Linked DNA regions of Mus musculus: region 1 is linked to region 2. A link is a loop called in an ENCODE intact Hi-C map of the cell type or tissue named here. Cell type or tissue: left cerebral cortex. All regions are shown on one strand. Each heading gives the region's core, and the rest is flanking DNA. Links, peaks and the distances in the headings are about the cores only.

Region 1 (15,914 bases), core at 3,303-11,302, 77 kb before region 2:
GCACACATACACAGCACACACACATGCACACATACACACAGAGCACACACACAAAGAGCACACACACACACAGAGCACACACATATACACACATAGCATATACACATATGACACGCAGATACACAGTACATACACATAGCACACACAGAGACATATACACACAGCACAAACATAGCACACACACATAAGATAAAAATAAATTGAAAAAACTAAAGGGAGAAAAAGAAAGAAAAAAAAGAGAAATGTCCATGGAGGGTGAAGAAACATTGTCTTGATTTGCTCCTGCTGTTCCTGGGTGATAGGCCACAAGATACACCTGGAGTGACAGCCAACTGCATCCGTGAGATCCATGTGCATATAGCCTCTTGAACACACTGACTGGGGACAAGAATATTCAGAGCAAGTACTGCGGTGATTCAGCAATGCCCACACTAGGCCATCTGGTTTACCTCCAGCATCCTCTGGTCCCAAGGCTATCTTAGATCAGAGATGGGAAGGGAGAAATGTGGACAGAAACATCCTAACCTGAAGGGCACCTGAAGAGGAAGCAGCTTAGAGCACGTGGGCTCAATTTCACTCAGAGCTCATAATATAACTGTCAAAATGGCATGATGAACCTAAATTATAAGATAATTATGTGCAGTCCCAAATTCAACACAATAAAGGTTATTTGCTCTTGAGCCCTAGCAACCATCTCATAGAGGAGAGAAAAATACCATACAAAAACAAAATGTAAGCCCACAAAGCAGTAATAAAACCAGTATACAACTATTCATTTCAAGTCTATTTTGAAAAGCCTTTGATAATACCAGTAATTCCCCATAAAGCCATTCTCTTGCCACCGTTCCTTCTGAAGACAGAAAAGGGTTTTGCTGCTCTATAGCCATTCCTTTTAGGGAGATAAAGTCCACTTTATTTTTCATTATTTTAAATGTTTTCCATTCTTTGTTGAAGAAGAAGATGAAGATGAAGAAGAAGAAGAAGAAGAAGAAGAAGAAGAAGAAGAAGAAGAAGAAGGAGGAGGAGGAGGAGGAGGAGGAGGAGGAGGAAGAGGAGGAGGAGGAGGAAGAGGAGGAGGAGGAGGAGGAGGAGGAGGAGGAAGGACAAAAGAAAGAAAGAAAGAAAGAAAGAAAGAAAGAAAGAAAGAAAGAAAGAAAGAAAGATGGAAGAAAGAAACCAATGATCACCTATATCTAGCTAAGGCTACAACATAGGTAGGGTCTTAGTGGCAATAGCAATGAGAATTCTCCCTCTTTTGCACAACAGACGTCATTTAACAGTCTTAATAAGGTGCTTAAATGCAGTCCAAGGGCCTTGTCTAAAAGATCCTGAAATGTCCCACTCTAAAGCAGAAAGTGGGAAGTCCATCCATCCTTTCCAGACATCCTGATGCTTCCTAGCATGTGCCCTGTGTTCTGACCAGCCATTTCATATCCCGACTCAACACTCACCTCTGTACCACTGGGCAGGCCTACTACATCAGAAATAAGGATGCAGGAGCCTGGGATGCCTTTGGATGCAAGAACAGATATCTACTTAGATAAATCACATAAGCGTGAGGTGGTTCATGAGAACCCCGTGAACTCTAAGGAGAAGTTGTTTGTGGTCTTGTTTCAGAAGAGAGGGAAAAGCAGGCACAGCTGTTGCTTTGGGGAAGTGATGGGGTAGAGAACAGACAGAGGCAAATGCACCACATGGCAGCTTACAACTGTCTGTAATCCAGCTCCACGTGACTGGACATACCCACACAGACATACGTGCAGGCAAAATACCAATGCACATAAAATAAAAAATTTTTAAATCATTTTTAAAAAGAGTGATAAAGGAGGGGTCAGGGAGATAGCTCAGCAGGTAAAATGCCTGCTGTGCAAGCACAAAGACCTAGGTTTAATCCCACCCCCCAGGTCTTATGAAAAAAGCTGGGCCCAGTGGTACACACATGTAACCCCAGCATTGGGAAGGCAGATTCCTGGTACTTGCTGGCTAACCAGCCTTAAGTTACTGCTAAACCTATGCCTGCAAAACACCCTGTCTCAAAAAACAAGGTGACCGGCTCCTGAGGAATGGCATCCAAGGTTATTTCCACAGGCACACACACACACATGCATGCACACACATGCACTCACACACATGCACTCACATACATGCATGCACACACATGCATTCACACACATGCATGCACACACTTGTATTCACACATGCATTCACATGTGTGCACACAAAGACAGAGGACAAGGTAGAGAAACTAAAGAATACTGAGATGTCCTCAGGCTTTGGCTAGTCATCAGCAGCTCCCTGGCACTGAGGGTGAACCATCCCCACTTTCCACCATGATGTATAACCAGCCTATGTAATATTGAGAGCCTTTAAATACAAACTCCGCCGCCTAATTTCTCTGAATTGGTCATTCTGGTTTGCGTGGTTTCGTGGGCTCTTTTTAGAGAGATAAAATTATATTCACTGAACAGATATACATGCCCTAAATATCGAGCTGGAGAAAGTCTGCGTCCCTTTTACACGGAACTTTCAAATCTTTGACAACATGGCTTATAACAAATGACAGTAATAATTTCTGCTTGTAGTTTGAACACTTAGATGTGGACTTCAGTTCCAGTCATCCGGGTTTGTTTCCACACATCTTTGAGAGAGAGAAAAAAAGAGCCTGAACCTCATAAATCCATTTTAGATTTCCACTTAAGTTACTATCAGAAACGCTGACTGCATACCTATGATGTCGAAGGCACTGGACTAAGCACTGGCGTGAATCAAATTGAATAGGGACGCAGGCCTCTCTCTTTACGGGATTTGTAAGAGGGATTGGGGGAATTGAACAGCATTTAGACAAGGGTACCACTCCTTGAGACATAGTGACATACAACTGTATGGAGGCAGGCTGTTGGTGGCATCAGATAGCATCTCTTCGACTGCCTCCGTCTCCTTCTCCCTGAACCTACCCATCCCTTCCGTCCTATCCGTTCCATAAACTGCACGGTCTGATCAGATTCTTTCCATAGCATGTGACCACTTTGGAATCTCTTCAGTCTCTTTAATTCACGTAATAGATATTATGACTGCTGCCTGGGTGGTGCCGTTGTACCTTCCTAAGTCAATTGGCCCAGTGGAAACTGCTCAGAGGGACTATGAGCACTGACAGTTGCCTGAGCTACTGTGAACCTGGATCTCTTGTCCCACTCAAACACTTGCCCACTGTACTCTCATTTGTGGCACCATTAGGAACTTCACACTGCAGTGTGGTGTGTGTGTGTGTGTGTGTGTGTGTGTTTGGGGAGAGAGTGTGTGTGGTGTGTGTTTGAGGTGTATGTATGTGTGTGTTTGGGGGGAGAGAGTGTGTGTGGTGTGTTTGGGTTTGTGTGTGTATGTGTGTATACACATATCACAAGGAAAAAGATAAGTGGTGGACTAGCCAGCCCTCCTTCCCTTTCTTGCCTTCCTGTCTGAAGTTTCCTTTCAAGTGTCCAGGTGGGAGACAGTCACATGCCATGCAGGTGTTGACAGAGCTGTCTGGCATTTTTTCCACCAGTCCTCTCCTCTCCTGGGAGATTGGCTCAGTGCTAAGGACAATTGTGTCACAGTGCCTATGAAGATGCTCCAGAGTTGGCCATACAATCATGCTAGACTCCTGTCACTGGTTTGGTAGCTCCTGCCTCCATTTTCCTCTGCCCTGATTCCAGTAGCAACACAGAATAGATCTTCAGGATTGTCAATTCCTGCCTCTTACCTCTGGGTCCTCACCAGAATTTTCTGGACTACCACCCAGGCGCTGTGGGTGGGGATGGCCATAACTACTCCTGGATTCAAATGACAGACTCTTACCCACAGCATCTGATGTTCATGTTCCTCCCTCTGAGACAGGTCTCTCTGTGGAGTCCACCCTGTTTTTAAATTCTTGACCTTCCTGTCTACCTATCGTGCCCTAACTAACGCATCTGGCTCTTATCAGAGGCCAAGGGACAGGTTTTATCCCAATTCCTATCTCCAAACTGGAAAACAAAACTCAGGTACTCCTATTTCCTATTCCTAAGGAATAGTCAAGGACCCACTTCTGTAATGACTGGAGACATCACAATGTGGTCTCAGTTGGACACAGGTCATTTGAGGAGAGCCAACCAACTTTGGCAGCTTGTCTGGAACTGCGAGGGTTTCTTGAGACTTGGGACCTGCAGCATTAAATCCAAGAAACTCTCAGGTAAAACAAAGCAAGCTGATCATACTGTCTTAGACCTAAATGCTGACCTCTTAGACCAGCTCATGAGACCCCGAGCACAAGGTACAGAAAGAAGTGGATTTGAAACAATAACAGCCCGCAGTTCTTCTTTGCCTTGTTCAGAACTTATGCTATATGAGCTGGGTGTAGAGGCACACGCCTACAATCTCAGCACTCCAGAGGCTAAGGCAGCAGCTCACTGAGCTCTGGGCTAGAGAGAGAGAGAGAGAGAGAGAGAGAGAGAGAGAGAGAGAGAGAGAGAGTCTATCTCAAAAAGCCCCCTAAACATGCTCTGTTTGTATATAGTATAGCTCAATAGTTTGCTTCAATTCTGACCTCCTTTGTGAATGAGGAGGGTGGGGTGGGGGTGAGGATGGGCAGGGGTGGTCCACCTGCCCTGGAAGCCACTGTAGGACTGGTGGTCAATACCCTTGAGCTTCAGTATTTTGAAAGACCTATGTGATTGAAGGCAACGTATTTAATTTCTGTTTCTTCACCTATAAAATTGATCAGGCTAACCTCTGGGGATTAAGAGTTTCTTCTGACTTTATCCACCTCTCTCCTCTCCCTGCCTGTTCTAAACACAGACACAGACTCACTCTCTCATGCACATGCACATACCCCATTTCACTTTAGCTTCAGATTTTAACTCTTAGTGCCACGCCAACCCACACCTAATGTGAAAGAGAGACCAGTAACGTCGCGCTTCATTTCATTTAAAATATTGATGTTTTGTTCATCAAGGATTTTATATTGATTTAGGTTTTTAAGCGATGCATAAAAATATTGATCTTCCTAGTTGAATTTTTGGTGCCTCCTTAAACTGTGGGCCTCTCACATCACCTTATCCCAATTCCAGTCCTCTCAGCCTTGCTCTTTCTACGCTGACGTGAGAACAGATGGAGACAGGAGGAAGTCCCCAGAGAGGCAGGAAAAAGACAAAAGAAATAACCCCCGACTCTGCAGACTTGCCTAGCGTTGACCCAAATGGTAATTTGATTAATAACAAGCTACCTAAAATTTCTAGTTATTTCTGTATGTTGGTTTAGTTTATTTCAGACTGGATGAACTTGTGAGGATGGGGCCCCTCATGTCTTGGGGGTTTTAAACCTGTCAAGTGCCCAGCACTAACTTACATGTTGACCTCTTCCAATAAAATGGCAGGAGACAGTGAATTCTACATCTGAACACCAATTCTTGACCTTCTGAAAGACAATTATCACTTGAAAGAATTTTTTTTTATAACATCAGACAATAAAAATACAAGCATCTGGGAAAGCCGTAGAGTGAAAACAGTTGTTTGATGAATGCTTGTGGATAACAGAAAAAGAATATGTATTTGATCCTTTGCCCTACAACCTGGTGGTGGGGGTGAGGGACTGGAAGTGAGGGGGAGGGAGTGGCCATTGGGGGAGGTATGACTGAAACAAACAAACCTCAGGGGACCCAGAAGTTCCAGAACCTCCTCATCCTGAGGAGGGTCACAGCTGGCCTTGTGGGTACAACCCACCAAAGGAGGTTGTTTGCCCCAGGATCCAGGAGAAAATGCTGTCAGACCTGGGCTTTGAATGTGAGCAAAGGACACAATATGCAAACACCAGTGAAGAATTCTGCTACAGAGGACAGTTCCAGCGAGCCGAATTGCTTTCAATTAGACGCCTTAATAAAGACTAATAGCTAGACAATGGATTCATGCTGCAGTCTTCTCTGGCAAGCCTTTATCAAGTTAATAAGCAAGAACTGGTGTTCGGATGCTCTATCGAAGGGAAACCAGGGCTCTTCTCATTTGACCTCTAACTGGCTGTCGCCCTTGAACCTCAGTTAACCCTCTCCACATCTCCTTTCTTCATCTTTAAAAGAGGTTCTTGGCTTAGATGGCCACCAGGATCCCTTCTACCTCTGACATGATCTAAAAGCCTGGCGTTCTATAGCAAGGCCTGGGGATAATGTTTCAAAGATGTCCCTCTCTGCCATGCCCTGTTAATCTACACACACACACATAGGGAGTGTCAAATTGTTAATTAGTGGGTTTCAACACATGCAGACTACAAAGCTTTTCTGTAGATTTGGGAAGGATGAAGGTTTACTCTTCGGCTTGCAGAGGATTCTAACTGAAGCAAGTCACACCCCCACACAGAGGATATGAAAGCAGGAAGGATCCTGAAAATCTGGGACTTGGCTGCAAGCAAAGCAAACTCATCGTGTTGGTATTTTTAAAAAGCTTTCCACTCCGTGTGCAACACCTTTGTGCCTCCTTCATGTGTTTCTCCCTCTTTTTTAGCTCTACAATGAGCTATTTTAAGATGCCGTTTGCCTGCGGTACAGCCATGCAGTTCAGAGAGGCAATTTAATTGTCATCTTGCGTTTTCTTAGTCTTTCAAGACCTTTTGTTATGGTGAAATAATTTTAGGCATTCCAAGCACAAATCCATTAAATTCTTGCCTTACTTTACTAATGAACTACTGTGGGTGGGAAAATTAATTTTATTCCACCCGTGATACATATCTGATAAATTTCTAGAGTTGAGAAATGAAGCTTGCAAATACCAAGAGTCGAATATGACTCTTTTAAAAAAAAGAAACAAAACAAAACAAAAACAACAACTTTGTTTCATTTATGCCAAAATGGAGCAGAAGAGACATCTATAAAAATAGTTCACAAAATGAAAATGGCTCAACAGGTCCCATCTCAGGTTGATACTGTGGAGGTCTTTATAAGTTGCATCTGCTTGGTGACTCAAGGAACCCTGTGTTAGTGAACCTGAGACTCCTCTGTGGGGCTGGAGAGCAGGTATTAGCACATTTGTTAAAAGCATGGCGCCATCAGAGGTTCAGTTCAGAGGGAAAGCACTTGCTTAACATGTACAGGACCCTGGCTACTAAAGATCTGTAGTCTCTAGCTCGACCAGCGCTGCTCAGTCCACCACTGGGCTGCAGCCATGAAGTTCTCTAAGAGGGGAGAAAAGTGAGGAGACAAGAAGCCGAGCACAGGCTGTACTGCAGCTGGAGAACCTGTGACATTTGAGGGACAGCTCTGGCTGCGTAGTACTTGGAACAGGAAATCATCTCCCTCACCCAGGAGAAGGCAGGGAGGCTGTGTTATAAAAAGGGGAAGAACACAGGATGAGTAAAAGGTTTCTCTTTACAGAGATGGACAGATGCCACAAGGCAAGAAAGGTCAGAGTCCTGTCCCCAAAGATAAAAAAGCGTCCCGATCACCAAGGACCCTGATGAGTGTGGAATTCGGATGGGTTGCTCTGTGCTGCCTCATTGCAATCAGCTGCTTTCAAAGCCGGCTCCTATTTACTTCAGTTCATGTCAGTGCCTTAGATAGAGAAGCAGCCTGCTGATTTTGCTTTGGTCAAATTTAATTCCAATTTCTGCCTCTAAATGTGTTCAAACTGCCTTAAAAAGTTCTCGGAGCCAGGCGCTTTAACCCTCCTCTCTTTTCCCTTCATCTCATTTTTCTTTTAAAACTCCTTTTTCATTTCTCTTATTTCTTTCAAAACCCCAAGCAGTAGTGAGATCAGAGGATACAATCAATCCCTGTGAGTAGAAAGAATCTAGTCCAGAAGAAGTCAGATACAAATCTCCGAATTCATGTTCTGTGGCTCCGGAATAATTGCTGAGAATCGTTCAGTGGGGGTCATGTTAGGGCTGAGCTCAGGGCTTCATGTAATTGTGAAGTTCAGTGAGATGCTCTAAAGGACTTAATGAGTAACAGGGGGAGGGCAGCACACATGTAGTTTTCAGTCTATAAAGTTATCACTGTATTTCTCTACCTCTGACACACATACGCTGACACACTCACAAGTGCATGTGCGTGCAACATGATCGCCTTTATTTTTTTTTTCCGATTAAATGGCAGTGAGCCATGAAAAACTACAGCGGATTATAAGCAAAGTCTGTGTTTAAAAAAAGAAAAAGGTTTCTCTCCCCAAGTGACAGAAAGTTGGATAAATGCTATTTTTAGATGAAATATATCTAATGTCCAGATGTGATTCCCCCACATGAAGAGAAAAACAAACCTAGCCGAAGCCCTACACTTGGAGACATTGTGTAAAAGCTTTGGGTGATAATGGTTTGTCGTGAAAAGAGCGAGACACGTGATGCCGGCCGTCAGTCTGGGCCCTGGTTCCCTTGGGAACGGCATCGGCACACGTGGCTCCAACATGGAGATGATCTTGAGGTTTACACTCCGGGGTAATTGCTGCTAACTCTCTAGGCTTGTAGCTTTTTTTGGCACCACATTTCCGCGGGCGAAAAGAAAGAACAAGATGTCAGGATGTCTGCACTAAGTCAATCAGCTTTCTAGTGGGTGTCATCCTGAGAGGCCACCTGCTCAGCCAGGTAACCCTGCTCCTGCTCCTGCTCCGACATCGGCGAAGTCCCCCTACTTGTTCACTCAACCAATGGGCACATCTGATTCTCCTGCTCTCCTGCAGCTTGAGCATCCAGTGATGAGCAGAGCAGATGAAGTCCACTGGAATTGCAAGTCCAGTTTATAAATTACAGGAGAAAATCAATCTTCTTACTTAAGTGGCACAAATAATGGTGTCGTGTTTGATCACAGCCTTCGTCACTGTCCCCCGCCCTGACTGATGTCTAGTCATCAGGAAAGAGTCAATCCCTGAAATGCAGTTACAGAAGATAATCAAAGTAATGTAATACAGGCTTCAAGAGAGGAGGCACAAGCCAAATGACTGAGCAGTGACATCATTGCTGAAATAAAGGCATGGCCTCTTCAAGTGACTGCAGTGTGTGCTTCTAGGAGGACATCACTCCCAGCAATAGCAGCCAGGAGGCATGGAGGAAGCACAGGAGAGAGGGAGTGTCAGGAAACTAGATGGGGCAAGTCTAACCAAAGTCCAGGCAGGTGCTAAAAGCCTGGGTTGAGGAGGGAGTGGCGCTTTCAGGGAAGAGACACATCGGGACAGAAGCTTTTCAAGAGGAGCCCAGATGGCTGGAGAATCTTGGCCAAGCTGCATAGGCGAATACATCCAAGAGCTACATCAGGAAGAGTAGAAACTTGTCATGTAACACCCAACCCCAGGGAAATAGAGATGATGTACAGGTTATGTGGAAGAGCCTAGCTGCTAGCTGCTGGACAAGTGGTTTGTGTCTCTTAAGAGTTAGGAAAAGAGAGAGCTGAATGGCCTGTTCTCATGGTACCAGGGCAGTAACTAGCCTTTCATCATCTAGTAGAAGTGGTCACAGCTGCTCTGAAACTTCCCAAATATAGCTGACATGTTACAGATCTGGCTCTTCCTTGGTCCCAAGAAGGCAAAGAAACTCAAGAATAACCATGAAAAGAATAACCATTGCTATCCATTTCTAAGGAGTGAGATGGAATGGGATCCAGGACTTCACTTTGCACTATTTTAGACTTTATTTAGTTTTCTTTTATGTTTATTAGCATTTGCCTGAACATATGTCTGTGCACCACATGTGTGCAGTGTCTGTAGAGGTCGGAAGAGGGCATTCCCAGTCAGTCAAGAGCCACCATAAGGATGCTGGGAATCTAACCCAGTGACCCCAGAAAACAGCCAGTGCTCCTCACCCCTGAACCATCTCCCCATCCCTACTTGGCATTATTTCATGGTCATTTCTCAAATATCCAGGAACCAGTTAGGGAAGAGCCCTCCTCCCTCACACTGCTGCAGTTGTGGAGTCCCCGTTGAGTGTTACACATGGATTTGCATGGAGTCCAACAAACTGTCCCCCTTCTAACTCCTTCATAGACACCCAGGCTGGGGCGATGCTTAGCTGCAGTCCAACTCTGCCTCATGGGCTGGGTATAAGGCTCATGGGACTGATGTAAAATAAACACTGTTTGCTTGGGTTCATCCACACTAGTCTATACAATTGAACAAGCCAGGAAGCCAATCTTCCCTCCCTTTCCCTCTCTAACAGTCCCCAAGAAGACACTCTTTACGTGTAGTTGATGGAACACATGTTCACCAGACTTCTCCACCTGAATGCCAACATACCGCGTCCATTTGGGGGCAGGGAGGATTGTTTGTTTGTTTTTAATTAATTTCTTTTGGTGGGAGTGGAGGGGTATCTAGACAGCGTTTCTCTGTGCAGCTCTGGCTGTCCTAGAACTCGCTATCTCACTCCGTAGACCAGGCTGGTCTCAACTCACAGAAATCCCCCTGCTTCTGCCTCTTGAGTGCTGGGATTAAAGGTGTGCCCCACCACACCCAGCTGATATTTTTGTTTCTAACTTTCAAATTCTTATTTTATTTTGAGACAAGCTCTCACTAAATAATCCAGGTTTGACTCAGCCTCATTATATTGTCCAGGCTGACCTTTGGGCATGTGGCCTCTTTATTTTTTAACCTGTTTCCATGTAAAACTTAATCAAAGTAAAGGGCTAGGCCAAGAAAAGTTTTGCTCCTGTCTGTCTGTCTGTCTGTCTGTCTATCTATCTAGAATTTGCTGTTCCAGACCAACAGCTGCAGTCATTTTACCCATATGTGACTTCAACAGGACCAGGCACTGAGGTAAGGAGAAACCTTGCATGCCGGTTCAGCAAGAGGCACAGAAAGAAAATTGGAAAATAGAGAAAATACTGAAGAAGGGTGAGAAATCAAAGAAAGAAGATCAGCGGGGACTGTGTGATTTGGGAGTCTTTTGTCCCAGAGCCTGTGTTCCTACACGGTCACCTTGTACTTTCTAATAGATCTTACGGAGTCTGTGGACAGAAAGTCTCAGGTGCAAATCTCCGTAGTAAAACACCACCCATCGGTTCACAGCTGCTACCTCAGCATAACTTGTTAGTGCTATAGGATATGTCGTGAAGGCAAACATTTAGGTTCTTAAAATGTCTTTCAGAGCTTCTCTGGTCTTTTGCCTCTTCCTTCTTGTAAGAATGCTGCTGTGAGCTATAATAACCACATCTGGAGTTGCTTTTCTTTTCTTCCCCCCCCCCCCCAATATAATATGTTGATTGATTATTTGGGAATTTCACACAATGCACCCTGATCACACTCCCTAGTTGTCCCAGGTTCCCCCACCCTTGTGACTCCCAAGAAAGAGAGGGAGAGGGAGAGGGAGAGGGAGAGGGAGAGGGAGGGGGAGGGGGAGGGGAGAGGGGGAGGGGGAGAAAGAGAGAGAGAGAGAGAGAGAGAGAGAACGAGAAAGAGAAAGAGAAAGAGAAAGAGAAAGAGAAAGAGAAAGAGAAAGAGAAAGAGAAAGAGAAAGAGAAAGAGAAAGAGAAAGAGTTCATTATGTGTTGCCCATAGTCTCACTGGAGCATGGTCAAACTCCCAGTGGCCAGCCCTTTAAAGCCCTTCCCCACCCACCCCTACCGGGAACCATCAGTGTGGAGAGCTACACTTCAGCAGCCTTATCACAAAGTTAAGAGTTCTCTTCAATGGCTTGCTGACTAGGCTGTTACTTTCGTTTAGGGAGGAGGCAAAGGTTGTTTCTGGCCATGTAGCTCGCACTAGCTTTGAACTTGAGATTCTCTTGGCTCTACCTCTAGCATGCAGGAGCTTCAGACATCTGCCACCACATTTAGCTCACATCCAAAGTTCTGAACATGAGCTTTCAAATATTTTCACTCCAAGCAAATGATCTCCTTAACGTGATTAATCGCTTCCATTGGCTAATCTCCAGTCCATATCCTCAGCTCTATAATCAGAACAAATAATGTAATTGTCAGTTAGACATGGAGGCTACCGTTTGCCAAGTAGTTGCAATCAAAGTCTTATTAATGGTTACTCACGGAGGCACCGGCACTTGGGCTTTGCTGGAGACCTCCAAAATCATCTGGTTATTTTTATGTTCATATCCTTTAGCAAAGGCTTCCTCGTGTCACTCTTAAGCCTCTGACACCTCCTAAGTCTCCGATTGTTGACACTGAAACTGTTAATCAACTCTCTATTTAGAACCTTAAAATCAAATAATCCACCATGTCTTATAATCCTGTCATGCTTGATCATTGCCCAAAATAACCGTTGCCTTTTGGGCCATCCATCCTCTCTAACACCAACAAAGTTCAGTTCAATTACTGCGCAGACATTCCTTCTGACTTCTCATATCATGGGTCCAGCAGTTTACTACATCATTTCTCCTCTGTTCCTACAACACCGTCAACTAACACACTGATGCTGGACCCTTCTTGCCCGAAGCTCTACTTTTTCCCTGTCTACCTGCACCCACATCATACACACAAATGCTCAAAACAAAGGTCTCCAGCTTTTTCCTTCTTTCTTCCTGTCTGTCATAACCAAAAGATCTTTGGCACTTAATGATTTTTTTTTTTTTGGCCTCTTTGTTATGGGTTTAATTAAGGGTTTCTTCATCTTCCTTCTGGATTACAGCAAGACTCTTCTATCCTGGCCATCTTAATTTCACCTTTAACCCCCTGCCTTGTTCCTCAGTTTCCTGTCAATGACCTTTCACAGTTACAAACCTGACCTTTTAATTAGTCCTGCCGAAAATCTGTCAGTAGACACCTTTTGCCTTCAAAATCAGACCAAAGTTAGCCTGGAATTCAAGACTCTTCTGTCACTTGGTGTTTCTCTCCCCCAAACCCCAGGCCAACACTTAGAGATGAGGGGGAGGGAGGGGAATGGGAGAGTTTTGGGGAGGAAAAGCAGCAAGCCACTGGAGATGGCCTCCCTCTTGGCTTCCCCAACTCATTCCCCCAGATGCTGAGTGTTACGTAGCACTTCTTCAGACCTCCACACGTCTGGGTTATAATCTCTAATTCTCCCAAGAATCCTGTGAAACGTGCAGAAGCTTCTACATTGAGCATATGTAGACTCAGACCCAGGCTTGCTCGACCCCAGGGCCTGCATTCTTTCCCTCAGAACTCCACTCACTCGAACCCTTTCCCAGGGGCCCTCCCTGATCCCTCACCCTGATCTTCTCAGAGCATCCAGCCTGGACTCTCCTCTTTCAGCCAGCCTCTCAGGCTCAGGCACAACCCACAGTGCAAGTGTGAGAATGTGTATCACAGGCTGTGAGTTCCTGCCAGGCAAATCCTGGGCCTTTTAATGATCCAAGTAGTGGTTGTTCACATCCCTTAAAGTTCAAATAATACAGAGCTTCCAGCTCTAGTCCAACTTAGAGGTAGGTAACCATGCTAACCAGCTCTTATAGAAACATCTACACATGCTTATGAGTCCGGAATTCTGTATACATATCGCTTTTACCTCCACCAATGGGCTCAAATTATGAATACTTGTCAGTGATGATATCTTTTCCAGATTGCATCTTAGATTTGTTGGTTGGTTGGTTTGAGCAAATGTTAAGTCTATTGAAATTTTGGCAGAAATAGATCTCTATGTATCATTTTCACAATCCATATAAATGAATAAAGCTTATTGTTTTAAGACAACTAAGTAGCCAGGCAGTGGTGGCACATGCCTTTAGTCCCAGCATTCCAGGGTGGGGGATGGGGTGTCAGGATGGAGGCAGAATCTCTGAGTTTCAGGCCAGCCTGATCTACAGAGCAAGTTCCAGGACAGCCAGGGCTACACAGAGAAACCCTGTCTGGAAAAGAGGGAGCTAGGGTGCAGGGTTGGAGAGATGGCTCAAAGGTTAACAGAACTGGTTGCTCTTTCAGAGATCTTGAGTTCAATTCCCAGCACCCACATAGCAGCTCATAACTGTCTATAACTCCAGAACCAGGGGATCTGACACCCGCACACAGATGTACCTACAGTCAAACACCAATGCACATAAAATATATAAAACCCAACCTGTTATGTGTAAAAGAAACACTCAAAATATTGTACAATCAGAAAGATTAAAAAGTCATATGATTCACCAAGTGAAATAAGAATACGTGTAGTTGTCATCCCCTTCTGTCTCTGTGTGTATGTAGAGAGACAGAGAGAGATGTGTACATGTAAATAAACAGGAGGCAAGAGAAAGTTGGGCCTTACGGGAGCTCTAACTGATGGATAGAGAAGGAACACACTGAAAGCCAGAAATGGCCACACGCCCCCAGAGTATTAAATGATTCAGGCAAGAATCGTTAAGTTCTGTTAAACCAAACAGCAAGGCCTTGAGGAATGATGGGATGCTCGCAGTAACGTCAAACTAGACAAAAAGGAGATAACGAATTTAGTACAAGGGGAGGCAGAACGGCTCTGCAGTGAGGCCACCACCAGGGCCGAGGGATCTAAATCAATAGAGTAATTAATAGAACCCAGCATCCTCTGTGACGCATGGAGAAGGCCGTGGCCCTGCTCCCCGAGCATCTCCATCAGGAAGCATAAGCTGAATTTAATCATGAGGAATCATCAGACAAGCCCAGGTCATGGGGCATTCTGCAGAGTAGCCAGACTCCTCAAAATGTGGAGGTCGTGAAACACAAAGAAAGCGCCAAGGAAGTATCCCATATTAAGAGTGACAGAGGGTATCTGACAGCAGAGTGCAGCCTGTAATTGGGGACTCTCTTTGACTATTAAGGATATTCTGAGGACAAATCCCAGTGACCTTTCGAAATTACAAGTCTGGTCTTGTACCCACTTCTACTTAACAACCCTTCCACAGACACATTTTTGCCTTAACTATAACCAAATCCTCAGCACGGGAGCCAGTGTGCCTCTAAGTATTCCCATCCGTCAGTGCCATAACACCCATGCCTAACGGACCAGACTTTCAACCTTTTGCTGTTTGTCGATGTTATTGTTGTTGTGGCTTTCTTCTTGATGTTTATCTGTTTTGAGACTTGGTCTTATTGTGTTGCCCAGGCTAGTCTTAAGCCCCTGAGCTCAAACAATACCTTCCTTAGCCTCCTAATTATCTAGAATTACAGGGAGGGGCCATCTCACAAGGCTGGAGATATTAGTATCATTGTTATTGTTATTGTTAATATAGCTATGATTTCATGCCAAACTAGATGCGAGAATCAGACACCACTCTTGACAGCCACTGTGTGGGAACAACGTAGGGGTAGAATCCAGTGCCTGCCGAGGGAGCCCCTGCTGTAGATGAGTTGAAATCTGGATAGGGGAGGGATGGGGAGGTGGGGAGGGGGAGGGGTGACAACACAGAATTTCCACACTACTCAGACAAGCAAGGGTGCTATGACACCTTTACAAGGCTTTGCCCTCTTTCCCAGCGCCCTGAGCTCCTGAAAACCACTAATCAGTTTCTGTTTTCATTTCACGAATATTATACAGATCTGAGAATAGCAGTGTGTACTGAAAAGTCTCAGCTCGCAATTCAGGAGGCCAGGAAGGGCCAACCATTGTGAGCCCAGTTTGAGCCAAAGCTGGACAATACTGTTTCTTCCCTCCCTCCTTCTCTTCCTTCCCTTTTAATTTTTTTTTAAATTATAGTTTCTTTACTTATTTATTTAGTGTACATGTATGAGGGTCGGGATAGACATGTAAAGGTCACAGGACAACTTACAGGAGCCATCTCTCTCCTTTCTCCATGTGGGTCCCAAAGACCAAACTCAGGCTCGATAGCCAGTTCCTTTACCTACTGACCCATCTCTCTGGCCCAAGACCCTGTTAAAAACGACAACAAAACAAACAAGGGGGTGGAGCCATATTCTATAGTATTTGGAATGGCTTTTTCACTACACTCACATCTCTGAGGAATCACTCAGGAGCTGTTGATTTATTAATAACTTCTTTTGAAAAATCAAAGTTAAGAGTTGAGAATGTAGTTCAGTTACAGAGCACGTAACAAAGCAAAAGGCCCCGGGCTCCAGGGTC
Region 2 (15,914 bases), core at 4,552-12,551:
CATTCCAAATATTGTCAAGTTGACAACCAGGAATAGCCACTACAGCAGGCATATCCCCTGATTTGAGTGGCTAGTAAGAAAGTCAGTTGTTGAATTCATGGAAAATTTTCCGGCGTTTCATCATTCTTTGAAGCTCGCCATGACCAAATTTTGACACTCGGATCTTGGTTGTCATCACTGGCTCATTTCTGAACCCAGACTCCAACTGTCGAACTTCTGATGAGCTTGGAACAAAGGAGGCGTTTACTATGAAGTAAGAGTTCCGTGTCAAGCTGTCATTTCCAGACTCCTGCCTCGAGGTGGGCCAATCATCTTCAGTGGCTGCTCCTGGACACACCTCCTCTTCATAACCTGAGGCTCTCTAGGTCTGCAAAGGTTGTGTTTAAGTTCAAAGTGAAGCAATCTCTGTCGAGCCTGTTACTGAGATGCTCTTTAGTGAGGTACCTTCCAAGTGCTGAAAACACAGCAGAAGACATCGTGTCACTGTGTAAGTTTAAGCAAAGAGCCTCAGTCCTCCAAGGGGCACTTACTATGTATATTATGATTATCTTGCAGGATCATCGTGAGAGTGAAGGAACTTTCTGAGAGATAAGCTTACATTAAATCATGTACATAAACTTCCTTGTTAGCCAGTTCTACCACAGATGATGCCCCAACAGGCATCAGTGAAGAAACAGGTTCTGTGGCTTCTAGAACATTTCCTTCACCTCTGCCTCATGCCCCACCACAGTTCTAAAAGCCAACGTGACGTCACTTCTCATAAACTTTTCTAGAGGGTTAGAGGACAACATCGTGAACTGTTCGAAGCAATTAGAATTTATGATGGAGATAAACAGTAGTTCTGCATATCCATCTAGAAGTTGGGTAATTATAAATCAGTGTCCATAGAAGAAGTAGTCCTTACCTCCACTAGCCCGTCACAACTGCTGTGACTGATAGGGGTACCAAGATGCATTATTCTCTCTAACCTCAATGGAGAATAGCCATGGTCTGATTTGAGGTGAGGGGCAGAGCAGGAGGGATCCTGAGGAGAGGGAGCAAGCCTGCATGAGGAGACTCCATGTGAGCCTTCCTTGTCTTCTGGATCCCATATCCTTGCTCAAGGACCGAAGACAAGCTGTCTCCGTGTATCCTCACTAAGAAGGAAGATGGAGTGGCTGGAGAGATGGCTCAGTGGTTAGGTGCTCTACCAAAGGACCAAAGTTCTGTTCTCAGTACCCACATCAGGTGGCTAACAACCACTGATCTCCAACTCCCAGATCTGTAGGCGCCTGTACATTCATGGTACACACACACACACACACACACACACACACACGAACACAGGAATGCACACATATGTGTGCACACACAATGAACGCACACACAAATAAAAATAAATGAAAAAAGAAAAAAGATGCGATCCAGCTCAGCTTTTCCACGAGCATCTTTCACTTTGCTGGTAGGAATGGGCTTATCATCCTTCAACGCCCAGCAGCAGAACAAGTAAATATTTAGATTGCAGGTCACACAGACCCAGAATTATACTGGAAAATGGTGTAGGCAGTTTACCTGATACCAAGAAGCAGCTGGTCACGGCCCAGGCCTGCTTACTGTAATGTTTACTTCAGTGAGGTCACCCAAACCTCCCAGCCAGCAAAATAAGCTTCAGAAAGAAAAGCTGTTACCCAACATAAACACCGTAATTGTTTTGTCCATGAGAATCCATGCAGACTCAGGAGATTAGAAAACAAAGCCTCTTCAAGTAACCTGCAGTGTCTTTAAAAAAAAATGTTGAGGTTGGCTCAGTGCCAACTGGGCAAATGTTCAGATCAGAGCTGGGACCCCAAGCACCCAAGTAAAAGCTGGGCATGATGGCACAGGTCTTTGGAGGAGGGTGGCTCTCCACCGCTCCCTACCCAGTCAGTCTAGCTAACTGGTGCTCTGCAGACTGAGAGACCCTGGCTCCATATATCTGGGGATAGGCCCTTGGCATGGTGGTGCATGCCTTTCATCCCAGCACTTAGGAAGGAGAGGCAGGGGGATGATCTCGGTGAGTTCGAGGCCAGCCTAATCTACAGAGCAAGTTCCAGGACAGCCAGGACTACCCAGTGAGACACTATATTAAAATAAATAAGATGGAAAACAATTGAAGATAATACCTAATGTGGTCCTCTGGTCACATACACACACACACAATCTTTAAATAGGAATAGCAAAGATCTAAAACTATGTTGAGCATTCTAGCAGTAGTCATAGTGCTAACCTGTAATCTCAGCACATAGGAGAGAGAAGCGAGAGAATCAGGAGCAAACTCTCGCTCAAAGTCATCCTTCCCATAGTGAGTTCAAGCCTTGCCCAGGCTACCTGAAGCACTGGCTCAAAATAAATAAACAAGATAAAAAAGTGGGCCGGCCAGAAAGATAGTTCAGCGGATAAAGGCACTGCCTGTGCAGGCCAGGCAGCTGGAATTTCTAGCCCTGCCACCTCCACACAGAAATGTGAAAGGAGAAAAGACTCCAGAGTCACCTGACTTTCACATCTTGGGGACAGCATGCCCACCCTTGTACTCACAATAATACAAATTTTACTTTTCATTTTATATGTGTGTGTGTGAGCACCTCCATGTGTGTATGCAAACTACATGCGTACCTGATGCCAGAGGAATCCAGAAGACAGCATCAGATGCCCTGGAACTATTGTAGTAGATGGTGTGGGCCACCTCTTTAACTAAAAAATTCACATAATTAAAAACATTTTTTTCCAAATTTACTTCCACTTGCTCAGCAGCCACCCAGCGAATGACAGTCAGATGGGAACAGAACTGTTCCAGGTGACGTTCAAGTCCAAAACAAGACAAGACTCCACGGACCAGAAAAGTATTGTTTCCCAGAAGCTGGGCCTGCTTCTGGTCCGCCATCACAGCTGATAGTCCAGGGGAGGCTGGGACTTTCTGGCTCTGTGTGTGCACATGCGCGTGCGGAGTGTGTGTGTGTGTGTGTGTGTGTGTGTGTGTGTGTGTGTGTGTGTGTGTGTGTGTCAGGCACTTTGCTCGGTTCCTTCCTTCACCTGTGTGTGTAATCGTCCTAACCTTCCTGTGGAACGTTCACTTCTCCTCTTTCAAAGGGCTCTCAGGCGGTTGTTCTCTCATTAATCTGTCAATGTCAGCCTGCTGTCACCCTCAGCGCATTCGTGAAGGCAGCCACAGCTTAGAATATGACATCTGTGTTCCATGAGTCACACTTTTAATTTTCTCTGAGTTCTGCTTGTCCATTGTGGGGCTCCTTGAGGGCCAGGCCTTTCTTCCTCCTGGCCCCAGGCCTGTGTGCTGACAATGAGGCAGGCCACACACACACACACACACACACACACACACACACACACACAGGTGTACACACTTGGGCCCCACCCTGGGAAGCTGAGTCATCTCTGACACCTGGTGTGGTGTTCATCTCAGCTGCCCTCTTAACTCTAGCCCAGATCCCGCACCCTGGCTGTGCACCTGGGCAACCAGTGGCTCTGCACACAACCTTTGCAGTAGACATCCCCGTCCCTGCCTGCCAGCCAGCAAGTGTGCCACCGGGAGGGAACGTGCATCCCACAGTCTAACAAGCCTGGATCTGAGGGAATTATCCTGTGAGCCTGTTTACCATCTTGGTAAGCTGTGGACTTGTTCATGGAATTGCCCGAAAGCAGCTGAATGCGTCATCTCCCCTCAAGCTGGTTCCTCTTCCTGTGTGTGTACGTGTGGTTTGGGTTTGGTTTTTGTTTTTGTTTTTGTTTTTGTTTTTTCGAGACAGGGTTTCTCTGTATAGCCATGGCTGTCCTGGAACTCACTTTGTAGACCAGGCTGGCCTCGAACTCAGAAATCTGCCTGCCTCTGCCTCCCAAGTGCTGGGATTAAAGGTGTGCGTCCCACACCTCTCTCTTCCTGTGTTTTTATTTCTACTCCAGCCGGAATTCTGGAAGTTGCCTTAGACCCCGCCCACCCCTCTCCTAGCCCTTCCTCCTCACAGGATACCAAAAGCCTACTTGTCTTATCGCCTCTCTAGTATCTGCCCACACATTTTCCCTTGCTGGGCCATAGATTCTGTCTGTCTGTCTGTCTGTCTGGATTGTTGTAGTAATGGATTCTCTAGCCATCTTGCTTCTTTACCCTTGCCAGTCAGTCTAAAAGGCTACCACAAGAGAGATGCTTCTAGAAGCAAATTGAATGACAGCCATTGTTTAAAGCCCCTCACTACTTTCCCCACTGTCCCTGGGATCATGTTCAAACACCTAGATGCTTATTGGCCTGACCCATACAGACGTCTCTGCATGGACTGTCTAGGGCACCAGTTCTGGGGAGAATTCCCCGGTCTCCTGGAGGTCCAGGAACAGTTCTTCCTCTTGTGTGTTCTCAGAGCACCCTCTGGGCTCAGGCTCACCTTGGGATAAGGCCTCTTTCCCTCAGACAGAGAAACAGGAGACAGTTTATGGTTCCATTTCCGGTGTCCATCGTGCAGTAGGAGCCGAGGGTTCATTTAACGGCTAATATGTTAGGAATAACCAAACCCTAATGTCAGAGCCATGCTGCTTACAGCAGCCAGAATGTGGACCCTCAGTTACTTGGACAGGAGAGTGCCCAGTGGACTGGCTTGAAATTAGTGACCAAAGCAAGGCTGTGCCAGGATTCAGTCCTTTTTCTGGTGTACCTACCGCCTGCAAAGGCTCATTCACAACACTTCCTAACTCCCCTTTGCCACAGGCAGGCCAGCACACAGACACAAAACCAGCAGGGGATGGAGCTTGGAGGGCGGAGAAACCCCAGAACAGCCTCCAAAGGGCTCCTCAGGAGTCATGGAGTTGGCTGGTCCTTTCAGGAAACTGACCAGGCAGAATTGGATGGGCCTTCTGTGCTTAGGTGAGAGACTCTCCCCTTCTGCATGCAAACCTGGGGGCTGGGGGTCCTCTGCGGCAGCCGCATGGAAGTGAAGAAGGAGTAACTGTACGGTTGGAAGAGCTGGCAGGGTGCCGTTCATCCTTCATTTGTGCATTTTGTCGCAGTCCCACCAGGTGATTTAAAAATAGGGCCTGACATTAAAATGGGGCAGCTGTCAGTTTGGGTTGGGATGCTTCCGCAGAGCTGTCCTGCATCTCTCAGAAGATAAGCAAGTCAGCCTTGCTCTTCTATGAGGCTGATCCTGCTGTGCAGCCAGCTTGACACACACACCAATAGTGATCCCAGTGAGAGAAATTGTTGGTACCATGAACTGGCGGCCTCTGACCCAAACAGTTCCCTGAGTTAATTGGACTTTGCAGCTCAGAAACTGCAGAGAACATTATGATAAAACGTCTTTCCTTCCCCCTGTTTTTAATACTATGTATCTCACTGTACTTCATTTTATTAAAATTATCTGCTTTTTAAAAATGGTTCCAATTAATTCCTGAAACAACAAAAACTTGTTAGAAACCAATTAAAATTCAGATATCGGAATCTTAAATTTTTTCAGTCGCAAGAGATGAGTATTCAGATGGGTGGCCACATTAAGTAGATTTTATAACACACAGCATTTCATCCTAAAATAGCCTTTTATTTTGTTTTCATAATGTTTCATTCATTAAAAAAATTAAAATATAATTGTTTGTCAATTAAGAATAAAACAAATTTAAATTTTAAAATAATAAACTAAAATGCAGAAATTATAAATCATATCTGGAAAGCACAATGTGTTAGGTGCTAGGAGTGCAGAGTAATGAATAAACCATGTCCCTCCCTCAAGTCCTACAGTGTGATTAAACGAAGACACCACAAAAAGCTCTAGCCCAACACAGTACCTGTCCAACCTAACATAAAGTCTAGGGGAGCTGGCTATGGTGGTGTCTTAGTCAAGGTCTCTATACCTGCACAAACACCATGACCAAGAAGCAAGTTGGGGAGGAAAGGGTTTATTCGGCTTACACTTCCATGCTGCTGTTCATCACCAAAGGAAGTCAGGCCTGGAACTTAAGCAGGTCAGAAAGCAGGAGCTGATGCAGAAGCCATGGAGGGATGTTCCTTACTAGCTTGCTTCCCCTGGCTTGCTCAGCCTGCTCTCTTATAGAACCCAAGACTGCCAGTCCAGAGATGGTTCCACCCACAAGGGGCCTTTCCCCCTTGATCATTAATTGAGAAAATGCCTTACAGCTGGATCTCATGGAGACATTTCCTCAACTGAAGTGCCTTTCTCTGTGGTAACTCCAGCTGTGTCAAGTTGACACAAAACTAGCCAGTACAGGTGGCATACACCTGTAAACCTGGTACCCAGTGGGTCAACCTAAGTTACATAGTGGGACCATAAATGATTGGCTAGATGGGTGGATGGATGGATGGATGGAAAGATGGATGGATGGATGGATGGATGGATGGATGGATGGATGGATGGATGGATGGAAAGATGGATGGATGGATGGATGGATGGATGGATGGATGGATGGATGGAACAAAAGCAAGGGAAAGCTTCACAGAAAATGATAATTTTAGATTTGAACTCAGATCCTGCCGTGGGAGTTGGAAGCAGAAGTGGTGAGCAACCTGGCTGTCAGGTTACAGGAAATGTACATGAGTCTTTTCTCAAGAGGTTCTTTCTCCATCTCGGTGTTAGGAAGATGGCCTCTTACCCGACACTGCCCCTGCAAGGGGTGCTGTTTGTATGACTTTAACTCCTGCCCTCAGGACCAGGAAAGAGAAGGACTCTACGCTGCTGCTCCCAGAGCACAGTTCCTGCATTTCGTTGGCTTGTGCAGCTGGATTCCATCTTCTTCTCCTCTTGCCATTCCTGCTGGTCTCCTGATTACTCTCCCTTATTCAGTGAGGCTCTGACAGGCAATTGGTTCTCTGCTGTCCCCTTCCTGATCTCCAGACACATTATCTAATGACTTCAGCATCCATTTAGATAACCAAGCCACACCCTGGCCTCACAGTTCTCAAGGCGTCTCAAGTGTCCTCTTCCTTTACACACACACACACACACACACACACACACACACACAGAGGCACATCCTGCATGTTATTGTCACCCCAAAGGATCTCATTCATTACCGCTAAAGAAAATGTCAGCGACTTTGCATGGGCTCAGGGCCAGCAATCTCCAGGTAGTTCTCAAGGCTGCTCAGCTCCTTTACCTAGAACCTTTCTCCCAGGCTTCCAATCCATCTCCTCTTCCTCCTCACTCCTTATTTTCACCCACTTCCAACTCTCCCTCTGTGCTTAGGATCCCCCCACTCGTGTCCAGCCCTTCCCTGCTGCTTGCGTCAGCCAACCCTGCAGAGGGCTTTCCCATCAGCATGTAGTCATGATCTAAAAAGAGACAGAACAGCCTTCCTTCCCCCGCTCCCCTCCACTAACTTCTCCTTCACACCCCAAGTTCCCCAAAGAATTATTTACACTGCCTGACTCCATTTCCCCACCTCCTCCTCTCTCCTCAGCCCACTCCAATCTGGTTTCCACACACATGTCGTTCTCCAGAAATGCTCTTTGTCAAGTGACTTCCACATCTCCCCACAGAGCAGCTTTGTGTGGTGCTGGCCACACTCACACACACACACACACACACACACACACACACACACACACACACACCAGTACCACCCCCTGGGGGACGGCGGCCTTAGAGCCACTCTTGCCCTGACTTCCTCCCCATCTCGGCAGGCACTTTATCTTTCTCTCCTCTTCTCATCTTCCTCCACACTGTTCCTGAATCCTGGGGTCCTCAGGGTGTGGCTCTAATCTTACTCTCTACCTGGGGTTGGGGGCAGGGTCGTTCTTAGCCTCTGAGCCACAAATCTCCTGAGCCTCACGGTGAACTCTTTAGACTCATTTCCTTAGAATTGTTTTCAGGCAAAAAATAAGACACGGGCTTTCAAAGGAAACCACTTTTATGGAAATAGTCATCAAAATATTTTTAGAAAATTGTGATTCTGTAATGTATGTGCTTCCTTATTAACACGTTAGTTAACAAGCGATGGGCGAAGAGGGTATTTTGAGACATCCGCAAAAAATGTACTGAGATGTGAAAATATCTGTGACTTTCACGGGTGACAGAAATCTCAGGTCCTGCTCATACTACAGTGGCTGGGCGCCTGCAGCTTAGCTTGCAGGTGGAGCTGGGTAGAGTGTGATTGTAAAGATGTCACTTGTCACCATCCAAGCTCATGCCTCACCAAGCTGCCTTCTCTCTGTGTGCTTTCTTAAAGTTATCTTTAACATTGTAACTGCCAGCGTTGAGGGGTTAACTACCAGAGACTCCCAAATCTACACTTCCAGCTCAAACCCCACTTTCGATTTCCAGATTTAAAACTCTACTGCCTCTCACTCCCTCTACCTGGGTATCTGAAAAAGACACCTCAAGCTGATCACAGCCTCCCCCTCTCCCCCGCTAAAGTCCCCAGCTTAAGCCCCCAGCTTGGCCCTTTATTCTTCCTTCAGTGTGTATATCATTAAAATCTGACAGTCTACTCCCCCCCCCACCCCCACCCCCGCATCTCCCTCCCCCCATGTTGAGTTCAGGGTCAGTCCTACACATCTTACTTCCCTGGTATAATTTTGTTGTTATTGGTAGTGGTTTGGTTTCTGTGGCCCAAGCTATCCTCGAACTCCTCATTCTCCTGCCTCAGCCTCCTGAGTGCTGCGATTACAGGCCTGAGCTGCTACACTGGGCCGATGTAACTTTGATCCATCTGCATAGCTGGTGTCACCACAGAGCTCCTTCAGTGGCCTCCCAACCAGCCCTCCTCTCTTACCTGCCTCCAAAACCCATTTTCCATATCGTAATATGGTAGAGTGTTGTTGACAAGCGAATCCCATCTGTATGCCTGCCTGCTGAAGCCACTTCTGTGGCTTTTAAAATAGGAGCCAAACTTTGTTTGAAACTAACATGTCCTGTGGAACCCGAGGGTGTCTGTCGCCCCGGCCCTGGTCCACACTGGCCTCACCTCAGCCTTTGAGGTTTCTCTGTCTTGCCACACAGTCCACCAGCCCCTCAGCCAAACTCTGACTGCTTCTCCCCTGACTACAGGAGAACCTTTCTCCCTTCTTCTCTCGTCTGCCACATGTCCCCTCTCCCATTTGTGACCCCTGAAATTTTATAATTTAATTAATAATGACTTTTAACATACGTGCACATGGAGGCCAGAGGACAACCTCGGGTGTCACCCCATCTTTTGAATCTGGTTTCTCTTTGGCCTGGAGCTCACCAGTTAGCCTAGCCTGGCTGGCCCGAACACCAAGGGACTCTCCTGTCTCCCCTCCCCCCTAGTTGGGATTACAAACACACCACATCCAGCAACTTTGCTTAGGTTCTGGGGACAGAACTCAGGTTCCTTAAATTTGCAAGGTAAACCCTCTTAAACCCCACCCCTAGGCCATTGGTTCTCAACCTTCCTAGGGCTGTGACCCTTTACTGCAGTTCCTCAAGTTCCATAAAGTTATTTCATTGCTACTTCATAACTGTAATCTTGCTACTGGTACGAATTGTAATGTAAATATGATATGCAACCCCTTTGGGGTTGTGACCCACAGGTTGAGAATGCTGCTCTCGGCCCTTTGATTGTGGTTTGATCACAACAATCTATTGCTACTCCTTAAGAAGGCTCACAACCATCTGTGAATCCAATTTCGTGGGACCCGACACCCTCTTCCAGCCTCCAGCACTAGGTTTGCCAAATAAGCCCTTTCTCCCTTAAGTTGCTTTTGGCAGGGTGTTTTACCCCAGCAACTGGAAAAGGGAGTAGACACCTAGTACGTCGGTTCTCAACCTGTGGTTGAGACCCCTTTGGGAATCAAACGGCCCTTTCACAGGAGTCAACTAGAGCATCGGGAAACACAGATACTTACAGTATGATTCATAACAATAGCAAGATTACAGTTATGAAGTAGCAATGAAAATAACTTTATCGTTGGGAGTTCCCACGATATGAACTGAAGGAATTATATTGGAGGGGCACAGCTTTAGGAAGGCTGGTCCGCTGCCACCCACGCCCCTGGACCATCCTGAGTGTCTCTGTGCTCTTACTTACTAGCTCCGATTGTCAGAGAGCTGTACACCTAAACACTTGAACGTATCGCTAGAGCTGACTGCTTGAGTTTTTAGTTTACGTCGGGATTTTGTTGTTTTCTTTTAATTTTTATAGAGATTAAAAGCTATTTACATTGAATTATACAATTTAGAGTAAGATTTGATGAGTGAGTTCTGACAAATTCATAGATCTGTGTCACCCAGCCCGGATTGAGTTTAAGACACCCAAAGACATTCCCCTGGTCTCCTTTGTCAGTCAGTCCTGCCTCGGAGACCACCGCTTCTGGCCAGCCCCGCCCCAGGGACCACCCCTCTACAGCATCAGAGAGCACTTTGCTTGATCCACCGTTTGAATCTATTTTTGGAGTTTTGTTTTTGAAGTTTTTAAAATAGGGTCTTATTATGTAACCTCAATCCTCCTGCCTCTACTTTCCTAGTATTGGGATTACAAATATGTGCTACCCCAACCAATAAATAAATGTCTTCTCTGAATTCCATCTTTTTGATAGTCTTAGATCCTATTTAGAAATAGGTGGATGATCAGTGGTGGTGGCACATGTCTCATGTCTTTAATCCCAGCAGTTGGGAGGCTAAAGGCAGATGGATCTCTGAGTTTGAGGCTAGCCTGATCCACAGAGTGAGTTCCAGGATAGTTGGGGCTACAGGGAGAAACCCTGTCTCAAAAAACCAAAACCAAAAAAAAAAAAAAAAAGAAAAAGAAAGAAACAGGGAGACAATGGCCCCACCCCGTGTGCACACAAAATAAATAAAATGTAAAATCAAAACTAAAACAGAAATGGGTCAAGTATATATTTGAAATAAATTAGAGAAATGGACCTGTGTGATAATAGTAAATTACATAAAAGTTGCAGATTAAAATTAAAAACTTATCCCCAAATGAAAATGGTTTGCTCGTGTTGTTTTGATTTTAAGATGGTGTTTATAAAAGGCGCACGGGGGGGGGGGGGGGGGGCGTTCTCATGGGCGTCGTTCTCATGGACGTCCACTGCGCTGCTTCTTGAGGATGATTTAGGAACAAAAAGAATTTTAAATCTTTGTGCTGCTTTTAATCTGGTGAGATAAATTCCCACTTTCAGGAGCTTAAGGGTTTAACTAAGGAGCCACGTAAATGCTCTGCGCAGTGCGGCTTCTCTTAGGGAAAGCTTGGAAGCCTTCGGCACGGCCAATGAAAGAATTATGGCATTCATCCATGGAGCAATAGATCCTAAAGACAAAGAACCGCGGAGAATCCATAAGTTGTATCTTGGAGATTTATTCTGAGTCAGATTTGTATCATAATCTGGGAAATATTTCACGTTTATTGCAGAATGAGACAAATGAATCAACATAGTAATATAATTAAAGAGTGACGATTTTAAATAGGCAGATAGAAATATAAAAGAAAGTCTATAGTGTTGATTTTTAATTAGAACTATTGCAGTGAGTTCATGATTTTTTAAAGATATACATTTCTAATTTATTCCAAAGAAAGGAATTATAAACAATGTCACTGAGCAGCCATGTATTACATCTGGTCGTTCCCCCCCCCCCCCACACACACACACACCACCCCTTTCCTTTTCTCTCTTATTCCTTGTTCTTTTGAAGCAGTCTTGCTACATTGCCAAGACTGGTTTTGAACTTTTGATCCTCGTTTTCTAATAGCTTTCTCAAGCCAGGTGTCATGGGGGAGGCCTGTGATTACAGCACTTGGGAGGTTTGTGGCCAGCCAGAACTACATGAAACCCCGTCTCAAAACAAAAACAAAAACAAAAAAACAAAAAAACCCAAAAATGTACAAAGCATTCTCAGACAAAAAGGATTAGCGTTTCTTGAGAAATATCAAAGGCAGGCAAGGTCTGTTAGGTCTCAAACCTGGAACCAATGGCTGGGATATCTATTAGCATACCAAAGTGTACTCCCAGCATCCCATAGTCCCTACCTGTTACAGGATCCTCCAGTACCTTAGCACACTCCTACCCCTTACCTTGAACTATCCAGCCCAGGCACTGTGCTGGGCTTTCCCTTCCCCCAGCGTCTCTGGCCCCTATATAACTCAGTCTCTTGGCCCAGGCTGCCCCTCTTGGTGGGCAGCTCCTTTCTTGCTCCCACCCGCATCCCTCACATGGCCCAGCTCAGTCTGGCCATGTTCTCTCTGAACTCTCCCAGATGTCTCTGTCTCTGCCCCTTTCTGCATTCTCCCTCATATCTGCACTAAGCCTTCTCCACCATACCTAGAAGCGTTCATGCCTTCCTCTTCTTATTCAAGACCGAAGATGGACCATTTTCAATGTAATGTTTTATGTTTGCGGCTGGGAGCATGCCAAAGCACACGTGTGGCGGTCAGAGGACAGCTTTGGGAAGCTGGTTCTCTGCTCGCACCATGTGGGTGTCAGAATGAATTCAGCTCATCAGGCTTGCCACCTTTACCCACTGAGTCATATGCTGGCCTCACTTCCCGTTTTAGATACAAAAATTTAAGCATCAAAATTTTGATAGGACTGAATGAAACATAAAGACCGCGTTGTAAGTAAGCACCTAGCCATGGGGGGGGGGGGGGCAGTGTGCGCACATGTGCACATGTTGGGGGGGGGCATGCACATGTGTGCTCAGATGCATGTGGAGGCAGAGGTTAGCGGATGTCTTCCTCAATTGTTTCTCTTACTTATCTTTTGCATCTTTCACTGAACCTGGAGTTCAAAGATTGGCTAAACTGATGGCAGAACTTCCCAAGGTTTCTCCATATCTCCAGGTCCCTAGCACTCCCTGTGCTTGGCTTTTTATGGGGTGCTGTGGCTCTGAACTCAGGTTCTCATGCTTGTTCAACACACACTTTACAAAGCCATCTCCTCAGCCCCAAGGGAGCACTGTGTCTGTGTCTGTCTGTCTGTCTGTCTGTCTGTCTGCTTGTCTGCCTGTCTGCCTGCCTGCCTTTGTCTGTGTGTATGTGTCTGCCTTTGTCTCTGTGTGTCTGTCTGTCTGCCTTTGTCTGTGTATGTGCCTGTCCATCTGTCTGTGTGTGTTTGTGGACACACTTGACTTTGGGGGACATGTGTGTTTGGAGGGCAGAATTCAGTGTCAGAGATCAACCTCCTTCCACTGTTCTTAGAGTCAAGGTTTCTCCCAGTCCCTGGATTCACTGACCGCCCAAGCTGGCTCTCCAGCAAACTCTAGGGGCCAATTGTCTCTGTCCCCAGTCCCTGCTCTTGGGTTGCACAACACACAGTTTTATCTGTGGGTGCTGGGGATTTGAATTCAACTCCTCACATTTGCATAGCAGTCTCCTTCCAACTGATCCCCAGGCCCCAGGAAACACCTTTTTAAGAAGAAAAGTAACTAGTAATTGGGGAAGAAGTATAGAATTATAAAACCATTTTTGCTATCTTAATATAAGTATATATCTTGGCAAGGCATATCAAAAGAGGCTAAAATCACTGGGGAGATGACGTTTAGAAACAGACTAGGCTATTCCAAAGTGTCAAAGAATCACTCCCCAGTCAACCGCAAACTACAAAGCAGAAATAGGCTTCTCACTTGGAGAGTTCTGATAGTCTGGCTTTCTCAAGACATCATAGAGGTGGCTGTATTTGGGCAACCCAACAATGTGACTGCTGCTCTGGTGTTACAAAAAAAAAGGACATCACATCGCCTATGAATATCCCAAAGGATGGAATTGAATTTGGTTATCGGGAAACACCCAGAAGATACTATGTGAGGCAGCTTGGCTGTACCGCTTCAAAATGGTCAAAACTAAAAAAGAAAAAAAGGGCAGAGACTTACTCTACACTAAGGGACTAAAGGGACATAACTTGCCATGAAAGTTCAACCATCATTCCAAGAAGACAATCTGAAAAGACATTGTGGCACACATAGGTTTGAATATGCTCTTTATATTCGATAATATTATGGAACTATTTTTTTGTGTGTCAGAAGTAGTTTGTGGCTTAGTGGGGAAATAATGTGTTAATAGGAAGTGTGCCATGAAGGGTTCTGATAAGCTGGGTGTGGTGGCTTATGCCTTTAATCTCAGTACTCAGAAGGCAGAGGGAATCTCTGTGAGTTCCATAGTGGGTTCTAGGACAAGCAGAGCTACATAGCAAGACCAAACAAACAGACATAGATGCAAAGGTCTATATACTGCTGTAGTGTTCTGCTGAGTGAAACTGTATAATACAGTTCTCTTTTTTTTAATTGCATATTTTATTTATTTACATTGCAAATGTTATCCCCTTTCCCAATTCCCAACCCCTCCCCCAAATCCTATCCTATCCCCCCTCCTCCTATATGATACAATTCTATTTTGTTGTGCTGTTTTGTTTTTTTCTGGTTGGTTTTTTGGTTTGTTCATTTTCTTTTTTGTTTGTTTGTTTGTTTGTTTTCTTCTTTTTTCTTTGAGGGGGTAGGGTGGGAGTCCAGATAGGATTTCTATTTATAGTCCTGGGTGTCCTGGAACTCACTCTATAAACCAGGCTGGCCTGGAACTCAGAGATCAGCCTGCCTCTGCCTCCTAAGTGCTGGATTTAAAGGTGTGTGCCATCATTGGCCAGCTCTTTCTTTATTCTACTCCCTATTGCTACATTGTGAGTACATATTTCTTTGAGAAAAAAAAGCAAGAATTGTGCTTTATAAGAATAAGCTATGAAAACAACAGATTTCTCTGGCACACTTGTAGAATGCCTTGATTTCTCTCAAAGACAGGAACACACGGAATAAGATCAACATTGCAGGCTGGTGAGATGGTTCAGCAGTTAAGAGCACTAACTGTTCTTGCAAAGGTCCTGAATTCAATTCCCAGCATCCACATGGTGGCTCACAACCATCCGTAATGAGATCTGATGCCCTCTTTTGGAGTGTCTGAAGACAGCTATAGTGTACTTATATAGAATAAATAAATAAATATTTTTTTAAAAAATCAACATTGCTCTCCACTCAGAAATGGCTCCATGGACCCGATTCTTTCTCACTGACTCCCAAACCTCTGCTTGGATATCAGAACTACTCAAAATCCTCCTCCTCTACCCTCTGCTCAGGGTCCTAGAGACCGACCATGGCAGTTTCCTTCCCCCATCCACACCTGGCTGCAGCCCAGATGGAACTTTGAGCCCCAGATCAAAATTACTCCTCTCCCCTCCCCTCCCCCTCCCTCTCCTTCCCCCCTCCCCCTTCCAGAGACCAGCAGGTGCCACTAATGCTTTTCAGTCTCCTTCCACTGTTCTGTGCACTGGCAGGTTGAGTAGGAAGTTTTTTGAGGGGGACTTCCATTTGATGGCTGAGTCTCCTTTCTCAGAAGGATCTCTTAGCTGAAACAAAAGATGGGAAACACATCATAGCAGAACTACACCTGAGAAACACCCAACCCCAGGCCAATCTCTAGGGCCACTGCAGTGCCATACAGAGCCTGTCCCTACCACAACCAGTGACTGCTCAGCTCAGTAGGTGATAAACTGAATGTAATCCTCAGAATTCACAGTAGAAGAAGAGGGACTAAAGAGTTGCCCTTTGACCTACACCACACACACACACACACACACACACACACACACACACACACCTGGCTGCATGTGGTGATATGGGCCTTTAATCCCGGAATTTGGAAGGCAGAGTCAAAAAGATCTCTGTGAATTCAAAGCCACATAGGGTCACATAGTTCAGTCACCAGCACATGGCAAAATCTGGCTGGGTGCACATCTGTCAGCCCTCAGCCCCACGGCTCCAGGGAGGGATGGAGGGGTGGACTAGTGAGAACCAATTTCCTAGATCTTGGAAAATAGCACCAAGGCTCTTCCATCCCTGGCTGCTTGAGTCTACAAATCTTGTGACCATGCTACTTGTTGTCGCCTCATTTCATGTCCAGTAATGCCAGGTCTTCCACTCCCTGGTGCACACTGGGGGAAGTGCTTC

Evidence for each region. A loop is a pair of places that touch in the nucleus more often than their neighbours do. Peaks named below come from ENCODE experiments on the same cell type or tissue, not always from the same donor. Only the 100,000 strongest peaks of a DNase experiment are listed, where the experiment ranks them.
Region 1: a loop joins it to region 2, with 8 times the contacts of the local background. A loop is called at or near these places in 4 of 42 quality-filtered maps.

What each region holds. Positions count from the first base shown.
Region 1 is chr11:105,488,234-105,504,147 of GRCm38, reverse strand. No RefSeq gene overlaps it. Among named protein-coding and RNA genes, the nearest start is that of Gm35828, 12 kb to the left of the region's middle. In left cerebral cortex, for the core only: no CTCF peak of the experiment used is centred there; DNase peaks (open chromatin) are centred at 7,486, 7,765, 8,403, 9,174 and 2 more places; H3K27ac peaks cover 3,826 bases.
Region 2 is chr11:105,412,310-105,428,223 of GRCm38, reverse strand. The region is part of intron 4 of Marchf10 (membrane associated ring-CH-type finger 10); the gene reads left to right. Among named protein-coding and RNA genes, the nearest start is that of Gm39417, 30 kb to the left of the region's middle. In left cerebral cortex, for the core only: no CTCF peak of the experiment used is centred there; DNase peaks (open chromatin) are centred at 7,356, 8,071 and 12,378; H3K27ac peaks cover 1,420 bases.